2 separate regions of the Homo sapiens genome follow, and region 1 is linked to region 2. Evidence: read pairs that join two places in POLR2A ChIA-PET (ENCODE). Cell type or tissue: A673. All regions are shown on one strand. Each heading gives the region's core, and the rest is flanking DNA. Links, peaks and the distances in the headings are about the cores only. Region 1 overlaps MLXIPL (MLX interacting protein like). Region 2 overlaps TRIM50 (tripartite motif containing 50).

Region 1 (15,640 bases), core at 5,369-9,368, 280 kb before region 2:
GAAAAGCCTCGTGAGCCCAGGAATTTGAGGCCAGTCCTCAAAGCAACATAGTGGGGCCCTGTCTCTACCAAAAAATTAAAAATAACAGTAATAAAAAGGAAGAGGCCAGGCACAGTGGCTCACGCCTGTAATCCCAACACCTTGGGAGGCCAAGACAAGAGGATTCCTTGACCTCAGGAGTTCGAGACCAGCCTGGGCAACACAGGGAGACCCTGTCTCTACAAAAAATTTAAAAATTAGCCAGACATGGTGGCGTACACCAGAGGCTGAGGCGGGAGGATCGCTTGAGCCCAGGAGGTCAAGGCTTCAGTGAGCTATGATTGCGCCACTGCACTCTGGCCTGGGCAACAGAGCAAGAACCTGTTTCAAAACAACAACAAAAACAAAAAAGAGCCTGGAGTGTGTGTTGGGGCCAAGGGCAAGAGCCTGGGGAGAGGTCAGAATTAGAGACTGGGAGGGGAGGTGGAGGCCTGGAAGAGGACACATGTTGGTGGTCAGAAGTGAACCAAGGGTGGTTCTCTGCAATGAAAGTGGGTAGTGCCTAGCCTTCTGAGGCAGAGGACCCAAGGCTCTAGGCCCCTGGCCTGCCAGTCTAACCAGGACTTTCTTTTTTTCTTTTTTTTTTTTCTTTGAGATGGATTCTTGCTCTGTCACCAGGCTGGAATGCAGTGGCGTGATCTCACTGCAACCTCCACCTCCCAGGTTCAAGCGATTCTCCTGCCTCAGCCTCCCAAGGAGCTGGGACTATAGGCATGTGCCGCCATGCTCGGCTAATTTTTGTATTTTTAGTGGAGACGGGGTTTCACCATGTTGGCAGGCTGGTCTTGATCTCCTGGCCTCGTTATTCACCCACCTAGGCCTCCCAAAGTGCTGGGATTACAGGTGTGAGCCACCGCACCCAGCCCTAACCAGGACTTTCTGGAGGCAGCTCACTCTCTGTGGCCTATGGCCCCACAATCCATTCAGCAGTCTTTGCAAGTGTACCTATGGGGCTCCAGAGGAACCCAGAGAAGGTGTGGGAGGTTGGATTCACAGTGCCCTGTAGAGGAAGATCAGGCTGGGTGAGGTGGCTCAAGCCTGTAATCCCAGCACTTTGGAAGCCCGAGGCAGGTGGATCACCTGAGGTCAGCAGTTCGAGACCAGCCTGGCCAACATGGTGAAACCCCGTCTCTACTAAAAACACAAAAATTAGCTGGGCCTGGTCGTGGGCGCCTGTAATCCCAGCTACTCAGGAGGCTGAGGCAGGAGAATCGCTTGAACCCAGGAGGTGGAGGTTGCAGTGAGCCAAGATCACGCCATTGCACTCCAGCCTGGGCAACAAGAGTGAAACCCTATCTCCAAAAAAAAAAAAAAAAAAAGGAAGATCTAGGAGGCTAGAGCATCATCCGAGAAGACTTCCTGGAGGAGGCAGCATGGGCACTTAATCTGAACGTCAAAGGCCAAGCAGGATTTCGCAGGGTGTCACTTGAGTCCCAGTCCCCTGGGGTGAGGTGGGGGATGAGGAAGCTGGGTGCCCCTGACCTGGCCCCCTTCTCTCAGATGTGAAGCGGAGGAAGAGCCCCGTGTGTGGCTTCGTGACCCCCCTGCAGGGGCCTGAGGCTGATGCGCACCGGAAGCCGGAGGTAGCTGGGTTCTGGACCGCCTGCCCACCTGCCCACCTGCCCACCCACCAAGACCAGCCCCTGCCTCCTGTAGCCTTGCGCTGAGCAGACAGGGATGGGGTGAAGGGTGGGAGATGGGTGTGCGGTGCTCCCCTCTCTACTGATCCCCCTCCCCCGGCCCCTACCCCAGGCCGTGGTCCTGGAGGGGAACTACTGGAAGCGGCGCATCGAGGTGGTGATGCGGGAATACCACAAGTGGCGCATCTACTACAAGAAGCGGGTCAGTGGGGGAGGGCCAGGGAGGCCCCAGAGCTTTCCTCCTGCGGCTGCCGGCTACCGCCCGCCTCGGAAGATCCCTGGAAAGGGGATCCTGACCCCCGAGCTTGCGCCCCTCGGGCCCTCCATTCAGTCCCGGGCCGACAGCGCCACCGTGTGGCCACAGCGTCTCCTAGCGGCCTCCTTACCTAGGGGTCGGGTGAGCTCCTGATGGGAAATGGGGGATCTCATCGCTTGTGAGTAGAGGAGACTTTGGGGGGAAAGTGATGGAGGATGGGGCAAGGGATCCGGTGTCCAACTCTGTGTGTCCCTGCAGCTCCGTAAGCCCAGCAGGGAAGATGACCTCCTGGCCCCTAAGCAGGTGGGTGCTCTGTAAGTCCAGCAGGCAAGGGCATCCCTTTGCCCCCCAAGTAGATGGGAGGCAGAGTTGACAGTTTCCGCCTCAGTGGGCAAGACAGTGGCTGGGCATGAGGGTGGAATGTGGGATGTTACTGCCATCCTGTGGTTCATTTGTTGAGCTCTTCTCTTCTTGGGGGGTGAGGGTGAGGTGGTGAGAAGACCCCAGGTCATTGAGCAAGTGGTGGGAGGCATGGGAGAACAGAGGGACCAGGCCGGGCGTGGTGGCTCACGCCTGTCATCCCAGCACTTTGGGAGGCCGAGGCGGGTGGGTCATCTGAGGTCAGGAGTTCGAGACCAGCCTGGCCAACATGGTGAAACCCCGTCTCTACTAAAAATACAAAAATTAGCCGGGCATAGTGGCGCATGCCTGCAATCCCAGCTACTCAGGAGGCTGAGACAGGAGAATCGCTTGAACCTGGGAGGTGGAGGTTGCAGTGAGCTGAGATTGCGCCACTGCACTCCAGCCTGGGCAACAGAGTGAGACTCCGTCTCCAAAAAAAAAAAAAAGAAAAAGAAAAAGAAAACAAACAAAAAAAAAAACCAGAGGGACCAAAGAACTGGGGTCCCAGACAGGAAAAAATCTAAAGAGCAGGAAGGGGACCCCTGTATCTGCATCCTGGTCTATCTCCTGGGGGAAGTTCTTAGAGGCCAATGGAGTGATCTTGGCCTTTCAAGCAGCAAGCTAGGTCCACTAGGGAAAGGTGACAGAGGTGTGAACAGACAGACCCTCTGTCCTGCTGACCACTTGACCCTGGAGAGGGGTGATATGGAAGATCGGGGCAGTGGGAGCTCTCTAGCGGCTGCTGACGGCTCTGTCTCCCTAGGCGGAAGGCAGGTGGCCGCCGCCGGAGCAATGGTGCAAACAGCTCTTCTCCAGTGTGGTCCCCGTGCTGCTGGGGGACCCAGAGGAGGAGCCGGGTGGGCGGCAGCTCCTGGACCTCAATTGCTTTTTGTCCGACATCTCAGACACTCTCTTCACCATGACTCAGTCCGGCCCTTCGCCCCTGCAGCTGCCGCCTGAGGATGGTGAGGGTCTGAGAAAGGGCAGGGGAGAGGGGTGAAGGCCTGTGAGATTCCAGGAGGCCAAGGGAGGGATGGCTGGGGATGGGGGTGGGGACCCTGCTCCTCCCTGCCTGCTGCTGCTGATGTCGCCACTGCTGCCTCCAGCCTACGTCGGCAATGCTGACATGATCCAGCCGGACCTGACGCCACTGCAGCCAAGCCTGGATGACTTCATGGACATCTCAGGTGGGGCGAGCCCCTCCCCAGGTCGGGTGGACGGGCAGGGTCTGTGTGAGGAAGGCCGATGAGCCCATCCCAGGCCCCTCTGGGAGGGCTGATAGTCTGGGTCGTTTCTTTTTTTCTGTCTTTTTATTTATTTATTTATTTTGAGATGGCATCTCACTCTGTCACCAAGGTTGCAGTGCAGTGGTGCCAACCTCTGCCCTCCAGACTCAAGTGATCCTCCCGCCTCAGCCTCCTGAGTAGCTGGGACTACAGGTGTGCACCACCAAACCCGGCTAATTTTTTTTGTATTTTTGGTAGAGATGGGTTTCACCATGTTGCCCAGACTGGTCCCAAACTCCTGAGCTCAAGCCATCCTCTTGCCTTGGCCTCCCAAAGTGCTGGGATTACAGGCATGAGCCACCATGCCTGGCAGGTCTGGGTGGTTTCTGAGGGTTCTTCCTGGTCTCCTTTTGTCCAGCTGGTGTGGCCTCCAATGGGGGCAGGGCCCAAGAGAGTACCTGGCCAGGGAACCAGGGGCTCCCAAGAAAGCAGTGAAGGCTGGGACTCTCTCAGGGGAGAGAAGAACTTTGAATTATTTGGGTCTATTTATTTTTCACACAATGCATTTTAAAACTATTTGCTAGGCTGGGCATGGTGGCTCACACCTGTAATCCCAGCACTTTTGGGAGGCCGAGTCAGGCAGATCACCTGACGTCAGGAGTTCGAGACCAACCTGACCAATATGGTGAAACCCCATCTCTACTAGAAGTACCAAAATTAGCTGGGCGTGGTGGCAGGCACCTGTGATCCCAGCTACTCAGGAGGCTGAGGTGGGAGAATTGCTTGAACCTGAGAGGCAGAGGTTGCAGTGAGCCGAGATCGCGCCACTGCACTCCAGCCTGGGTGACAGAGCAAGACTCTGTCTCAAAAAAATTAAAATAAAAAATAAAACTATTTACTAGAGAACATTTCAAACATGCACACACTAGTAGAGAAAGAGTAGCTCAGCAAAAACCTCCCAAGTCACCATCACTGATGTCACCGACTTATCAACTCTTGGCCAGTCTTTTATCCGAGAACATTCCTTCTCTTCTGTTATGTTTCTATTTTATTTTATTTTAATTTAATTTATTTTTGAGACAGGGTCTCATTCTGTTGCCCAGGCTGGAGTACAGTGGCACAATCACAGCTCACTGCAGCCTCAACCTCCCAGGCTCAAGTGATCCTCCCACCTCAGCCTCCCGAGTAGCTGGGACCACAGGCACGCACCATTATGCCTGGCTAATTTTTTTTATGTTTTGAAGAGACAGGGCCTCCCTGTATTGCCCAGGCTGGTCTAGAACTCCTGGGCTCAAGAGATCCTCCCACCTCAGCCTCCCAAAGTGCTGGGATTACAGGTGTGTGCCACCGTGCCCAGTGCGTTATTTTAAAGAAAATCCCAGGCATGCATCATATCTTGTAAAGCTTTTTTTTTTTTTTTTTTTTTTTTTTTTGAGACGGAGTCTCACTCTGTCACCCAGGTTGGAATGCAGTGAGTCCATCTCAGCTCACTGCAGCTTCCGCCTCCCAGGTTCAAGCGATTCTTGTGCCTCAGCCTCCTGAGTAGCTGGGATTACAGGCATGTGCCACCACACCCAGCTACTTTTTGTATTTTTAGTAGAGACGGGGTTTTGCCATGTTGGCCAGGCTGGTTTTGAACTCCTGACCTCAAGCGATCCTCCCACCTCGGACTCCCAAAGTGCTGGGATTACGGGTGTGAGCTACCGCGTCTGGCCTAAAGCAATTTTTGTAAGTCATGAGTGTCCCTGCCTCCCTCTCCTGACCACAGGGCCACCAAGTTACTGATTCCTCAGTGTCCTCCCAGAGATGCTCCTGTCAGTAGAAGCACATGTGGACAAATGTCTCTGTTTTCACAATTGACTTTCCAAGTGGCCTTCCTCACTTCGCTGTAGGTCTTGCAGGTTATTCCCGATAGCCACACATTTAGGGACCCCCGGAGCTATGTGCGGGCCAGGTAGATATCCAGGCTCAGCCCGTCTCATCGAAGCCCCTGGGGACAGAAAGAGGGTCCCTGGGATAAAGCTTAGTCTTAGTGACCTCCTAATTCCTTCCCCACGGGGTCCTGGGCCTGTCAATCAAGAGGTGGAGGCCTATGGGGCGGGAACTAGGGAATGAGGAACCACCCCCACCCCTGTTCCAGTCCCGGGAGGGGGTGGGGGCTGCCCAGGGGCAGAAGTGTGCATGGCAGTGCCCTGGGAGCAGGCCAGCCTGGGAGGGCAGCGGCCCTGTCTGGGCACACAGCGCCCGGCCACAGGTAGGAGCCCAGCCACCCCCACCTGGGGTCTGGGCAAGACCAGCAGGGACTGGGGCTAGGAGGCGATGTCTGGCAAGCCCGGGTGGCTGCTGGCGCATGGGGGAAAAAGTGTGGGCCACACAGAGGAGGTGGCTCGTGTGGCCCTCTCTTATCAAACATTCCGTGTACCCAGAGGGCAGAGCGCACTGGTACCACCAAGACGGCAGCTCTCGTTGCCCCCAAGAGCCTCCCACTGGGGAGGTCTGGCTGGAAACCCAGGGAGGGGACCAGAACTCTATGGAGGCAGGAGGCTTAGTGAGGGGTGCTCAGGGAGGCAGCCAGAGGCAGAGGAGCTCAGGGAGGGGATGACAGGTCAGGTCCGTGGAGGGGACAGAGGCTAGGGAGGGACTTGGGCCCTGGTGAGCAGCTCGGGCTGGGAAGCAACTTCTCTCAAGGCAGGGTGGGGACAGGCCTGGGCAACGATGGTAAGCGGGTGGCTGGTGACTCAGGGATGAGAGGGCCTTGCGGCCCCATGACCCCTGCCCGGGACCCAGGGAGTGGGCAGCAGCTGTGAGCAGGGAGGAGCCCTAGGCCCTCAGCGGCCTGGGGCCAGGCACAGCATGAGGCTGATTCTAGAGCCAGGGCCTCGGGGACCTAGTGACAGGAACTGTGGACCCTGGGAGATGGGGGAGCAGCAGTGACCACTCGCCATCTCCCACCTGGTCCCCCTTTTTTTGAGATGGAATCTTGCTCTGTTGCCCAGGCTGGAGTGCAGTGGCATCATCTTGGCTCACTGCAACCCCCACCTCCCGGGTTCAAGCAATTCTCCTGTCTCAGCCTCCAGAATAGCTGGGACTACAGGCGCCCGCCACCACGCCTGACTAATTTTTGTATTTTTTTTTTTTTTAGTAGAAACGGGGTTTCCCCTCATTGGCCAGGCTGGTCTCGAACTCCTGACCTCAGGTGATCCGTCCACCTCAGCCTCTCAAAGTGCTGGGATTACAGGCGTGAGCCACCGCGCCTGGCCTGGTCCCCCTTTTAAAGAAAGGCAGCAGGGGGGCCTGTAATCCCAGCTACTCAGGAGGCTGAGGCAAGGAGAATTGTTTGAACCTGGGAGGCTGCAGTGAGCCGAGATCGTGCCACTGTACCCCAGCCTGGGCTACAGAGCGAGACTCCATCTCAAAAAAAAAAAAAGAAAGAAAGAGAGAAAGAGAGAGAGAGAGATGAAAGAAAGAGAGAGAGGGAAAGAAAGGAAGGAAGGAAGGAAGGAAGGAAGGAAGGAAGGCAGGCAGGCAGGCAGGCAGGCAGGCAGGCAGGAAGGCAGGCAGGCAGGCAGGCAGGCAGGTGGACAGCAAGAAGACACCGTTTTGCCATGAGGTTAGACACGCGGACAGGCACAGAGCAGACGCACGTGCACCATGCTATCATGGCAGGACAGGTTCACATGGCCTCAGACGGAGCGACAGACACCCAGAGGGTAGGCAGAGGCTGCGTGCAGACCCCATGCTGAGACTCCAGGGTTCAGCGACTGCAACACACAGGCTCTGCACCCTCCTGCAAAGCAAAGCCACTGACGACACACAGGGCCGGGCGCGGTGACTCACTCCTGTCATCCCAGCACTTTAGGAGGCCAAAGCAGGAGGATCGCTTGAGCTCAGGAGTTTGAGACCAGCCCGGGCAACATGGCAAAACCCCATTTTTGCTAAAAAATACAAAAATTAGCTGAGTGTGGTGGTGCATGCCTGTAATCCCAGCTACTCGGGAAGCCGAGGCATGAGAATCGTTTGAACCCAGGAGGTGGAGGTTGCAGTGAGCCGAGATGGTGCCACCGCATTCCAACCTGGGTGACAGCAAGGCACGGTGGCTAACTTCCTCCCCTCGCCCTGCACCCCTTTCCCACCCTGGCATTCTCTCTGGGCACCTCCTTTCTGTACCAGCAGATCAGGGAAAGGGAGCCACCAGGGGATGGGAAGGGGGACTTCCTGAGCTAAGCCTGGTGCTGTGCAGGGGAGGGGACTGCTTCCTGGGGTTCCTGTTCACACCCACAGTCCCCTGCTGTCTCCCACGCAAGCTCATTATAATCCCAGCACTTTAGGAGGCTGAGGCAGGAGGATGGCTTGAGGCCAGAAGTTTGAGACCAGCCTGGGCAACATAGCACGATTCTATCTCTGGGGGATGGGGTTGGGGGTGAAGACACAAACACACACACACACACACACACACACACACACACACACACTTGACCCTGCAGTGGGTTCTGGGTTTGGGGTGACCTTATCTAACTGACTCCTGGTCTCCTTGGAGGTGGCTCCTGGGAGGCAGACTTGAGCAGCTCTCCTGGCAGGGGGGTGGGAGGGAAAAAACTGGGAGCTGGGGCCCACCCAGGTCTGTGGGGAGTTGTCACGGTGGGGTCGGAACTGCCCAGACTAAGAGGCCTCAGGAGCTGGCACGGATCACAGGCTGGTCAGGGTCAGAGAAAGGTGCCCGGAAGGGAGCGGGTGGGCGGGCGGCGCCCAGGCCCGGGATGTGGTCAGGCCGTGGCCAGCTGCTTCCCAAAACCAGAATAGCCCAGGACTTACACAACCCGCACCCCAAACAATCCGCTACTGCCTCCCCCAGCTCTCGCAGGCTTCCCAGACCCCTTGCCCCACCCCACTCAGAGCCCACCCTTAGGCCCCTCTCGCCCCCACCCCACTCAGAGCCCACCCTTAGGGCCCCTCTCGCCCCCACCCCTTTCGGAGCCCAGCCTTAGGCCCCTCTCGCCCCCACCCCACTCGGAGCCCACCCTTAGGCCCCCTCTCATCCCCACCCTACTTGGAGCCCACCCTTAGCCCCTCTTGCCCCCACCCCACTTGGAGCCCAGTCTTAGGTCCCCCTTCACCCCCCCCCCACTTGGAGCCCACCCGTATCCCCCTCTTGCCCACACCCCACTCAGAACCCACCCTTAGGCCCCTCTCGCCCCCACCCCACTCAGAGCCCACCCTTAGCCCCTCTTGCCCACACCCCACTTGGAGCCCAGCCTTAGGCACCCCCCTCACCCCCATCCCACTCAGAGCCCACCCATATCTCCCTCTTGCCCACACACCACTCAGAGCCCACCCTTAGGCCCCTCTCGCCCCCACCCCACTCGGAGCCCAGCCTTAGGCCCCTCTCGCCCCATTACACTCTTCACCCCACTCCTAGGCTCCACCTGTTGACCTTCCAACAAACCAAGCTTGTCCCGGACCCAGTGACCTCACGTTCCCCCTCATCTCCAACTCACCCTCTTGAACTTCTGCCACCCTGGGGCCCCTCCCATGCCAGGCCTCCTCCCCTAGCACCGTACCCCTTTTCCACCCTGGCACTCGCTCTGGGCACCCCCTTTCTGCACCTCCAGCAGATCAGGGAAGGGGAGCCACCAGGGGGTGGGGAGGGGGACTTCCTGAGCTAAGCCTGGGGCTGGGGAGGGGAGGGGGCTCCTTCCTGGGGTCCCTGTTCACATCCACAGTCCCCTGCTCTCTCCCACGCAAGCTCATTCCACCCAAGACGGTTGCTGCTTCCCCTAATCGAGACAGAAACCCTCCCAGTTTCACAATCTTCTGTGGAAGGGACCCCCACCCTCTGCCCGCCAGTCCCCATGTCCCCACCCGCCAAGGCTGGGGACAGGCCACTCTCCTCTCAGCTGTTTCCCAGCCATAGCCCTGGCCCTAACTGCTGTTGCCCTGTGTGTCTGAATTACAGATTTCTTTACCAACTCCCGCCTCCCACAGCCGCCCATGCCTTCAAACTTCCCAGAGCCCCCCAGCTTCAGCCCCGTGGTTGACTCCCTCTTCAGCAGTGGGACCCTGGGCCCAGAGGTGCCCCCGGCTTCCTCGGCCATGACCCACCTCTCTGGACACAGCCGTCTGCAGGTGAGCTCACCCCACCCCGTCCAGCCCTGTGTAGCTCACTTGAGAGCTGTTCCTGCCCTGTTCATGTCCAGGAGGTATCAGACACTCCCTGAGTGCCCAGTCTTCTGCTTGGAGATTGGAGGGAAAGAAAGACCCCATCTCTGCCCTCTGGGAGGGACCCCGTGAAGCAGAACTGGACAAAACGGTTGTGGGAGAAAGCTAAGGGCATGGAGACCATGGAATGGGCTCCACCAAGGGCCAGTTGCTTGTGGAAGGCTTCCTGGAGAAGGGGAGTTTCTGGGCCTTAGAGAATAGGTCAGCTTTGGACAGAAGGGACTGGCTGACCTCAAGCCAGATGGGAGAACAGCAGGAACAAAAGCTTCGAGGCAGAAAGCTGAGCGTGGATGTTTAGGAAACAGTGAATCTACCATTTTGGTTCATCAATTCCCCATATGCAATTCTTTTTTTTTTTTTTCTTTGAGACAGAGTCTCACTCTGTCGCCTAGGCTCGAGTGCAGTGGCATGATCTCGGCTCACTGTAACCTCCGCCTCCCGTGTTCAAGCGATTTCCGGCTTATTTTTGTATTTTTAGTAGAGACAGGGTTTCACCATGTTGCCCAGGCTGGTCTCAAACTCCTGACCTCAGTAGTCCGCCCGCCTCGGCCTCCCAAGGTGGTGGGATTACAGGTGTGAGCCACCACACCTGGCCCCCAGGTGCAGTTCAGAAGTTGCTTCCTGCTGCTTGGTTATAGGCCTTTTCCCTCCATCATCAGACTTTTCAGGTGCTAATTCTAATCGGTTGCTGAGGGGTGTCTCTCCTCCATCAGACAGTGAGCTCCTTACTGAAAGGGTTATGTTTTGCTCACCACTGCATTCTCTATACCTAATACAGCTCAGGCACATAACAGCACTCAGTGAATGGTTGTCCAATGAGTGAGTCAGTGACTGAATGAATGAGCAAGTGTGCAGATGAATGGGCGTGCTGGTGAATGGATAGATGCATCTTAGACTGCGGTGGAGGCACACGTGGGTTGGTGGATATATGGGTAGGTGAGTGGTTGGGTGGATGGGTGGGCTGGTGGATGGATACATAGATGAATAGTTTAATGGATTAGTGAATGGGTTCATTGGTGGTTAAGTGGCTGGAAATGTATAGATGGTGGATGGATGGAAGGATTATGGATGGGTTGGTGGATGAATGATGGAAGTATAGATGGTTGGATGGATTAGTTAATATGTTAATATCTGGTAGGCTGGTGGAGAGAGTGGTAGATGAGCTGGTTCATAGATTGATAAATAGGTAGGTGAATGGATGGAAGACGGATGGATGGAGAGATTGGTGGATGAAGTAGTAGATGGACAATTGATGAATGGATGGGTGGGTTGGTTAGTGGATGGATTGGTGAAGTTAGTGGATGGATGATGAAGGAATGGTAGGTTGGTTGGTGGATGGATCAGTGGACAAGTTAGTGGATGGATGGATGATGAATGGATGGGTGAGTTGGTTGGTGGATGGATTGGTGGACAAGTTAGTGGATGGATGGATGAATAAGTTATTTGGGAGACAAATGGACGGGCAGGAAGATTGATGCTCCGCTGTTCCTGCTTTTTGCATAAATGTACTCGACTCCCTCCTCTCATTGTAATTTCCCTGCTGCATGTATATGTTCGCACACCTGTGTGTGTTGGAAGGCAGGGCTCATTTCTCCTATCTCTCCCCAGGGCCCCAGTCTAGAGTTTGGCCAGGGCAAGGCAGGGCAGGGGAGGCCCAGATGGCTGCCAGGGGCAGCTCTCTCCCCTGCTCTCTGAGTGTCTGTCTGTCCCCCCAACCAGGCTCGGAACAGCTGCCCTGGCCCCTTGGACTCCAGCGCCTTCCTGAGTTCTGATTTCCTCCTTCCTGAAGACCCCAAGCCCCGGCTCCCACCCCCTCCTGTACCCCCACCTCTGCTGCATTACCCTCCCCCTGCCAAGGTGCCAGGCCTGGAGCCCTGCCCCCCACCTCCCTTCCCTCCCATGGCACCACCCACTGCTTTGCTGCAGGAAGAGCCTCTCTTCTCTCCCAGGTTTCCCTTCCCCACCGTCCCTCCTGCCCCAGGAGTGTCTCCGCTGCCTGCTCCTGCAGCCTTCCCACCCACCCCACAGTCTGTCCCCAGCCCAGCCCCCACCCCCTTCCCCATAGAGCTTCTACCCTTGGGGTATTCGGAGCCTGCCTTTGGGCCTTGCTTCTCCATGCCCAGAGGCAAGCCCCCCGCCCCATCCCCTAGGGGACAGAAAGCCAGCCCCCCTACCTTAGCCCCTGCCACTGCCAGTCCCCCCACCACTGCGGGGAGCAACAACCCCTGCCTCACACAGCTGCTCACAGCAGGTGAGGGCCAGCAACGGGGAGAGGAAAGCCTGGGGAGGGAGGCCAGGGGGTGGGGAGGACAGGGGGTTTTGGGAGCAGAAGATGAAGGTGAAGGGGCAGGTCCAGTTCAAGGGACAGAGTGGCAAGGAATGAGGGATGTGGGGCCTGTACCTAAAAGGGGTGTGGACTCTTGGGAGGGGCAGGATGGGGTCTTGATAGATGCCGGGGGTGGGCCAGCCCCAGTAGCCTCACGGTTCTGCCCGTGCACAGCTAAGCCGGAGCAAGCCCTGGAGCCACCACTTGTATCCAGCACCCTCCTCCGGTCCCCAGGGTCCCCGGTAAGATCTCGGGCACTGGGCGGTGGGGCTGTGCCCACGGCCTTCAACCCGACTCTCCGCCCTTCTCCACCCCAGCAGGAGACAGTCCCTGAATTCCCCTGCACATTCCTTCCCCCGACCCCGGCCCCTACACCGCCCCGGCCACCTCCAGGCCCGGCCACATTGGCCCCTTCCAGGCCCCTGCTTGTCCCCAAAGCGGAGCGGCTCTCACCCCCAGCGCCCAGCGGTAAAGAGAGGGGTTGCAGGGATTGGGGGAATCTAGGGGATGAGGGGAAGAGGAGGAAGAAGAAGGGGACTGGGTCTGGGGCCAGATGAGAGGAAGGGGGCAATGGGGACCCTTTCCCCTGGGTCGGTCTTTCTGTGGGTCTGTCTGTCCCTACCACAGGCAGTGAACGGCGGCTGTCAGGGGACCTCAGCTCCATGCCAGGCCCTGGGACTCTGAGCGTCCGTGTCTCTCCCCCGCAACCCATCCTCAGCCGGGGCCGTCCAGACAGCAACAAGGTGGGCACCATCCCCCACCCCAAGATCGGTTTGCTACCCCCAGGCCCTCCTGGGCTCCTTCCTAGGCTCACCCAACTCTCTGCTCCCCGAGACCGAGAACCGGCGTATCACACACATCTCCGCGGAGCAGAAGCGGCGCTTCAACATCAAGCTGGGGTTTGACACCCTTCATGGGCTCGTGAGCACACTCAGTGCCCAGCCCAGCCTCAAGGTGAGCCCCGGGCCCAGGCTGGCACCCCCAAAACCACAGGGCCCCTTTCTGGACCCCCCCCACCCAAAACTCAATTGCAGGGGAGTGCTCCAGACACTCTTGCCTCCTCCCATCCCAGTGCCTCAGTGGGTCCCAGGGTACAGCCTCTAGCACCTGCCTGAGCCCCCCTGGTGGCGTCTGCAGGTGAGCAAAGCTACCACGCTGCAGAAGACAGCTGAGTACATCCTTATGCTACAGCAGGAGCGTGCGGGCTTGCAGGAGGAGGCCCAGCAGCTGCGGGATGAGATTGAGGAGCTCAATGCCGCCATTAAGTAGGCAGGGTCCAGGCGGGTGCTGGGACCAGGGGGCCATGCCGCCTTACCCCCAGCCCCTGACCCCTGCCCTGCCCCCAGCCTGTGCCAGCAGCAGCTGCCCGCCACAGGGGTACCCATCACACACCAGCGTTTTGACCAGATGCGAGACATGTTTGATGACTACGTCCGAACCCGTACGCTGCACAACTGGAAGTTCTGGGTGGTATCCTCCCTCAAGCCCATGGCTGGGGGGCTGCAGGGGCTGTGGCAGGGTGAGACCAGGCTGGGCCTGGGATGGAGGCCTAGCTCTCCAGGCCGGGCAGGCTCAGAGCTGCTCCCAGGTGACAGGCTCTGGCTCTGCCCCCTGCTTCCATGCCCTGGCCATCTTGGCCAGCAAAATTGCCCAGGGATGGGGGGCTGGGAGCAGAGAGGGAAACTGAGGGAGGAGTCCTTGGGTAAGGGGAGCCTTGGCCCTGACCTCAGGAAGCCCCGAGGGCAGTTTGGGAGAATCTGAACTCTGGAGTGAGGACTACAGAAGACTTGGAATCCACTCCCTGATCTGGCTCAGGGGTCAAGTTCTTGACTGAGCCCAGGCAGGGAGCTCAGGGATGGGGGATGGTTCAGCACACAGTAAGGGCCGTGGAGGGGCAAGGAGGAGGGGACTGAGAGGCAGAGAGCTGGGAAGGTCTTGGCAGGACAGAAGTAGGGACTGCAAGCCAGGTGCGGTGGCTCACGCCTGTCATCCCAGCACTTTGGGAGGCCGAGGCAGGTGGATCACTTGAGGCCAGGAGTTCAAGACCAGACTGGCCAACATGGCAAAACCCCATCTCTACTAAAAATACAAAAATTAGCCAAGCGTGGTGGCATGTGCCTGTAATCCCAACTACTCGGGAGGCTGAGGCAGGAGAACAGCTTGAACCTGGGAGGTGGAGGTTGCAGTGAGCCAAGATTGTGCCACTGCATTCCAGCCTGGGCAGCAGAGTGAGACTCTGTCAAAAAAAAAAAAAAAAAAAGTCCGAGCACAGTGGCTCACGCCTGTAATTCCAGCACTTTAGGAGGCTGAGGTGGGTGGATCACGAGGTCAGGAGTTCGAGACCAGCCTGACCAACATAGCGAAACCCCGTCTCTACTAAAAATACAAAAATTAGCCAGGTGTGGTGGCGCACACCTGTAATCCCAGCTACTCAGGAGGCTGAGGCAGGAGAATTGCTTGAACCTGGGAGGCAGAAGTTGCAGTGAGCTGAGATCGTGCCACTGCACTTCAGCCTGGGTGACAGAGCGAGACTCCGTCTCAAAAAAAAAAAAAGAAGAAGTAGGGGCTGCAACATGAGTCATTGGGGTTCAACGTTAGACAGTGTCCAGGCCCTTTCTTCCCCTGGTTTGAACTGGGCATCAGGGCTCCACGTGGTGTGGGGGGACCAGCTGGACCACAGGCAGCTCCTTGACCTGGGCCCAGTTCAGCATCCTCATCCGGCCTCTGTTTGAGTCCTTCAACGGGATGGTGTCCACGGCAAGTGTGCACACCCTCCGCCAGACCTCACTGGCCTGGCTGGACCAGTACTGCTCTCTGCCCGCTCTCCGGCCAAGTACGTGAGCCATCTCCCTGCCTGCTAGAGGGACCCAGCCTCGGGGGTGGAGGGAGCATTCCACCCTGCTTAGATCCCACATCCAGCTTGCCATCAACACAGCCTAGGGTTGTGGCCACCCCGCATCCCCCAGATGGTCCTCTGGCCACCAGACGCCTGTAGACAGAGGTTCTAGGAGGGGGTGACAGTCTTGCCAACTAATACCTCCCCCTATCCCTTTGGTTCCACATCCAAGGGTAGGGCCCTGACCCCAGGAAGTGTCTGTCTCTCTCTCTCTGTCTCCCACCCAGCTGTCCTGAACTCCCTACGCCAGCTGGGCACATCTACCAGTATCCTGACCGACCCGGGCCGCATCCCTGAGCAAGCCACACGGGCAGTCACAGAGGGCACCCTTGGCAAACCTTTATAGTCCTGGCCAGACCCTGCTGCTCACTCAGCTGCCCTGGGGGCTGCTTTCCCTGGGCACGGGCTCCAGGGATCATCTCTGGGCACTCCCTTCCTGCCCCAGGCCCTGGCTCTGCCCTTCCCTGGGGGGTGGAGCAGGGTCCAGGTTTCACACTTGCCACCTCCTGGAGGTCAAGAAGAGCAGAGTCCCCGTCCCTGCTCTGCCACTGTGCTCCAGCACCGTGACCTTGGGTGACTCGTCCGCTGTCTTTGGACCGCTGTGTTTCAATCTGCAAAATGGGGATGGGGAAGGTTCAA
Region 2 (5,273 bases), core at 1,274-5,273:
GTACGTAACGAGAGCGAGCGGGAAATGATGGGGCACCTAACGAGCACGCAGAGCATGATGGGGCACGGGTGCGAGGTGGGGCGCACAGTGGGAGCGCGTGGGGCATGATGAGACACATGGCGAGGCCATCAGGGCACAGGGGAAGCACTTTTGGAACACGTGAGTGACAGGGCTGCCGCCCTTGAAGGAGCCCTCGGAGTGGCTGCGTGGTGGGGCACGTGGGGCAGGTTCAGGAAAAAGGATGCAGCATGTGATTGCAGGGCAACCTGGTGAGGACACGAGAGCCACCTGCCACCAGCAGGGTTCAGGGCTCCCAGCTGTGGGTTACTTCCACCTTCTTTCACTTTCTCTCTTCCATTGTGTTCTAGAGAATTTAGGCCCAGACAAGACACTGATTGATTGATTGATTGATTGATTGACAGAGGCTCGTTCTGAGCCCAGGCTGGAGTTCAGTGATGGATCTCAGCTCACTGCAGCCGCCACTCCCTGGGCTCAAGAGATCCTCTTGCCTCAGCCTCCCGAGTAGCTGGGATTACAGAACTGCACCACCAGGCCCAGCTAATTTATTTTTTAGTTTTTAATTTGCTGGAAAGATGGTTTGTAGCTTTGTTGCTAGGCTGGTCTTGAACTCCTGGCTTCAAGTGATCCTCCAGTCTTGGCCTCCCAAAGTGCTGGGATTATAGGCGTAAGCTACAGCCAACTTTCAATACTGCCCCATTGGGGGTTAAGTTTCCAACACATGAAATTAGGAGGATACATTCAAACCACAGCAGTATATTATGACCATAATATTCATTAACTGTATAACAGGACAGGCGCGGTGGCTCACACCTGTAATCCCAGCACTTTGGGAGGCCAAAGCCGGTGGATCGCTCCAGGTCAGGAGTTTGAGACCAGCCTGCCCCACATGATGAAACCCCATCTCTACTAAAATTACAAAGAATTAGCCGGGCATGGTGGCAGGCGCCTGTAACCCCAGCTACTTGGGAGGCTGAGGCAGGAGAATCACTTGAACCCGGGAGGCGGAGGTTGCAATGAGCCAGATTGCGCCACTGCACTCCAGCCTGGGTAACAAGAGCAAAACTCTGTCTCAGAAAACAAACAAAACCTGTATAACAGAGTGTCATTGAATTTCTAAACGTTGAAAGACTTCACATTAAAAAAAAAACTCACAATTCAATATTATTGAGTGAAAGTAACCAGACACAAAAGAGTACATTCTATATGATGCTGTTTATGTGAAATTCAAAAACAGTCCACATGACAACATGGTAATAAGGACAGTGGCTGTCCTTGTTAGGAGTTATGACTGGGAGGAGGCAGGAGGGAGCTTTCTGGAATCACTCTACATCTTGTTCTTGAGAGTGGGTGTATATACATCAAGTGTTTATCAAGCTGTGTGGTTAAGATTTGCACACTTGTATATGTTATACCTTGATTTAAAAAATCTAAGTAAATAAGGATACCTTTGAATATCTTAAAAAAAAAAAAAAAAGAGGCCAGGCTTGGTGGCTCACACCTATAATCCCAGCACTTTGGGAGGCTGAGGTAGGAGGATTGCTTGAGGCCGGGAGTTCAAAACCAGCCCAGGCAACAAAGCGAGACCCCTGTCTCTACTAAAATAAATAAAACAATAAAATGAAAAAAAATAGAGAGATTGAATCATCATCTGCCAGTTTGTATTAGAAAAAAAGAGAGAGAGAGGGAAGGCTGGGTGCAGTAAGGCTCACGCCTGTAATCCCAGCACTTTGGGAGGCCAAGGTGGGAGGATTGCTTGAGCCCAGAAGTTGAAGACCAGCCTGGGCAACAAAGCAAGACCCGGTATCTAAAAAAATTTTTTAAATATTAGCTTGGCATGGTGGCATGCACCTGTAGTCCCAGCTACTCAGGCAGCTGAGGTAGGAGGATGGCTTGAGCCTAGGAGTTGGAGGCTACAGTGAGCTATGACCACGCCACTGCACTCCAGCCTGGGCAACAGAGCAACAAGCTGTCTTTCCCCACCCCCCAGCCCCCCCGCCCAAAAAAAGGAGAGTAAGAGCAAGAGTTTGAGATTCAGAAAGAACTGTTTCCCAGCACCTATCTGCTCCTGTTGGGGTCATGAGGTGTGGACGGTGTACCCAGTCCCTCTGTTTCTGCCCCTCCTCCACAGTGGCCAAGGCCAGCACCTGAATGTTATCAGAGCAGGCCCAACAAAGGCTGCCTCCCCAGTCCCGTGATGTAACCCAGTTTCCACCTGATTCTGGTGACCTTGGGGACACAGGGGTGTTGCTGGGAAAGGGGAGGAGAGAAGGGGCAGAGACCAGGCAGTGGTGCAGGCGTCCAGCTGCATTTCCCACTTCTGACTCTGTGCCTGCTGTTCCCTGCTGGGAAGAAGGAAAGCCAGTGATGCTGGCTTGAGGCTGTAGTGGGAGGCCCAGCGGATTGTGAGAAGCCAGGTATTCCAATGTCGGGCTCCCCCGGGGGCTGCTGGTGCTGCTTCTGTCTCATTGACAAGCTTTCATAGGGGAGCAGGTGGGAGATCAGGGTAGAGGCCTTGTAGGTTCCAGGCTCTCTAGAATTACCTGGGAGTGTCACCTATAAGTGTAGAGTTCTGGGTCTCACTGGAGACCCCCTGAAGAAGATCCTTTGAAGGTGGGCCTCTAGAATCTCTATTACACCTATGCTTTCAACAGTTTCCCGAAAGTTTGGGAACTGATCTAGAAGGTGGGGAGCTTGCCTAGGTTTTGCTGTTCAGTTCTAGGTCCGGATGCATGCTGGGGCTGGACCTTGCATTATTAGTGTCACTGCAAATGACCCTGCAGATGGCCCCTTTCATGCTTGTCTCCAAATTTGAGTAAAAAATGTAGACACACACACACACACACACACACACACACACACACACATATCTTCAAGGGACCAGTTTTTTTCACTGCAGTCTTTTGTTTTACAGCTGCGGAAACTGGGGCCCAAGGTCATGTGGGTTAGGACTGGGATCCAGGACTCAAAGTGTTTCCTCTAAAATTCTGGTGCTCCTTAGGGTTGAGGGTGGTGGATGAGTGCTGGACAGGGGGAGGGGAGGGGACAGGACTGAGGTCGGATGCCTGTGTTTCAGCCCGGGCAGTGAGTGTGGATGGCTTGGCAGGTGAGCCTGCCAGAGCTGGAGGACCGGCTTCAGTGTCCCATCTGCCTGGAGGTCTTCAAGGAGCCCCTGATGCTGCAGTGTGGCCACTCTTACTGCAAGGGCTGCCTGGTTTCCCTGTCCTGCCACCTGGATGCCGAGCTGCGCTGCCCCGTGTGCCGGCAGGCGGTGGACGGCAGCAGCTCCCTGCCCAACGTCTCCCTGGCCAGGGTGATCGAAGCCCTGAGGCTCCCTGGGGACCCGGAGCCCAAGGTCTGCGTGCACCACCGGAACCCGCTCAGCCTTTTCTGCGAGAAGGACCAGGAGCTCATCTGTGGCCTCTGCGGTCTGCTGGGCTCCCACCAACACCACCCGGTCACGCCCGTCTCCACCGTCTACAGCCGCATGAAGGTGGGGAGTGAGGGTGCAGGGGCGGCTGGAGAGGCCCGCGGGGACCAGATCCTGTGCTCTCTGGTGCCATCACCTGGCACCAAAAGGATCCAGCTATCCTCGATTTCCCTGCAGCTGTGCCCTGGCGCATTCATTCCTTAGCGTTTGAGCTGCAGCTCAACCCAGGTGCCGGGGATTGAAGCCACACGAACAGGATGGGAGCTCCCTGGTGTCACGTGCTCACCCCTTCCTGTTTTTTTATTTGCAGTTCTGGTTTGTTCCTTTTTCTTTTCTTCCTTCTCCTTCCCTCTTCCCTCTTCCCTCTTCCTCTCCCTCTCCCTCTCTCCTTTCTTTTTTTTCTTTCTTTTTGGAGACAGCGTCTCACTCTGTTGCCCAGGCTGGAGTGCAGTGGTGTGATCATGGCTCACTGCAGCCTCCAACTCCTAGGCTGAAGCAATCCTCCCACCTCAGCCTCCCGAGCAGCTGGGGCTACAGGTGCACACCACCATGCCCAGCTCATTTTTCATATTTTGTAGAAATGGGGTCTTGTTATGTTGCCCAGGCTGGTGTTGAACTCCTTGGCCTCCAATGATCCTCCTGCCTGGGCCTCCCAAAGTGCTGGAATTATAGGCATGCACCACTGCCCTAGGCCCCTTGTTTGTGTCTGGACACTCCCCTGTTTGCACTCTATGGTGCATGAGGGTGGGGACTTCATTTTGTCCCCTGGTGTATTTCAGTGCCTGGAGCCATGCCTGGCACATTGTAAATGTCCAAAATGCTGAATCAGTGAATTCCTGCCTTTATAGGCCATCACCAAACCTAGCAGATCATTCTTTAAGACGAGTAATAATAATACCTGGCTGGCTGTTATATATATAAAACACCTGTTATAAAACACGTGACTGGGTGGCTTATGCCTATAATAACAGCACTTTGGGAGGCCGAGGTGGGTGGATCACTTGAGTCCAGGAGTTTGAGACCAGCCTGGGCAACATAGTGAGACCCTGCCTCTACAAAAGTTTCAAAATTAGCCTTGTTGGCCAGGCACAGTGGCCACTCCTGTAATCCCAGCATAAGGCTGGAGGGAACATCGGTGGGGGTGAGATAGGGCCAGCGAGGTAAGCTGCGGCTGGGGCATGGAGAGGCCAGTGTGACCCGGGAAGGGATTTGGAGTTTATTCACAGGATGAGGGAGCAAGGCGGAGGCTGGAGGGTTTTAAGCCAGTGATGAAATGCTCAGATCTCTCTGGCAGAGGGGAGCTTTGAGGGTGAGGCAAAAGGACAGTGAGAGATGAAGGTGCCAGGACCTAAGTCGATGGGAACTGGGACAAAGGCCTGGGGCAGACCAAAGACAAATTTCAAACAGAAAAAAACCCTGACAACTGTGTGTGGCAAGGAGGGTGAGGGACGGGAAGGTTGACTCCAGCTCTGTGATTCCCCCTTGCACAGAGGAAATGATCGCAGGGGAGGATCCGGCGTGGGCAGGTGGAGCCGGAGGTGCCTGGATATGTGCAGTCGGGTCGAGGGGTGTGCAGACCAGGACAGCGGTGGGGCTCAGGGCGAGAGGTGTGGAGGGTCCTTCCTCCTGGTGGTCACTGAAGTCCCCTTTGGTGGAGAAGACCAACCCAGGAGAGTCTACATAGTGATAAGGGAAGACACTGATGATGACCCCAAGGGGTACCAGGCTTAAAATCTGGATTGAGAGAGAGCCCTGAAAAAAGGGATAGAAAGAATCCTCAGAGCGGGAACACCAGCTGAGTGTGGCCTCCCGGAAATCAGAGAGA

The links. Peaks named below come from ENCODE experiments on the same cell type or tissue, not always from the same donor. Only the 100,000 strongest peaks of a DNase experiment are listed, where the experiment ranks them.
Region 1: POLR2A ChIA-PET joins it to region 2 with 6 read pairs; 2 of 35 experiments call an interaction of 5 or more read pairs at or near these places.

What each region holds. Positions count from the first base shown.
Region 1 is chr7:73,593,572-73,609,211 of GRCh38, reverse strand. It overlaps MLXIPL (MLX interacting protein like), which reads left to right. Exons shown (of 17, transcript NM_032951.3): 3 at 1,540-1,622; 4 at 1,792-1,881; 5 at 2,194-2,238; 6 at 3,101-3,302; 7 at 3,444-3,524; 8 at 9,517-9,686; 9 at 11,499-12,030; 10 at 12,280-12,347; 11 at 12,423-12,573; 12 at 12,733-12,848; 13 at 12,940-13,059; 14 at 13,243-13,370; 15 at 13,452-13,575; 16 at 14,809-14,938; 1 more. The coding sequence ends at 15,347. Among named protein-coding and RNA genes, the nearest start is that of TBL2, 23 kb to the right of the region's middle. RefSeq lists enhancers at 1,090-1,673, 6,059-6,353, 5,846-6,382 and silencers at 6,059-6,353, 7,079-7,373. In A673, for the core only: no CTCF peak of the experiment used is centred there; DNase peaks (open chromatin) are centred at 6,901, 7,281 and 7,791.
Region 2 is chr7:73,322,627-73,327,899 of GRCh38, reverse strand. TRIM50 (tripartite motif containing 50) reads left to right here. Exons shown (of 7, transcript NM_178125.3): 2 at 3,095-3,511. The coding sequence starts at 3,113. Among named protein-coding and RNA genes, the nearest start is that of TRIM50, 2.8 kb to the left of the region's middle. In A673, for the core only: a CTCF peak has its summit at 3,596 (motif pointing left); a DNase peak (open chromatin) is centred at 3,619.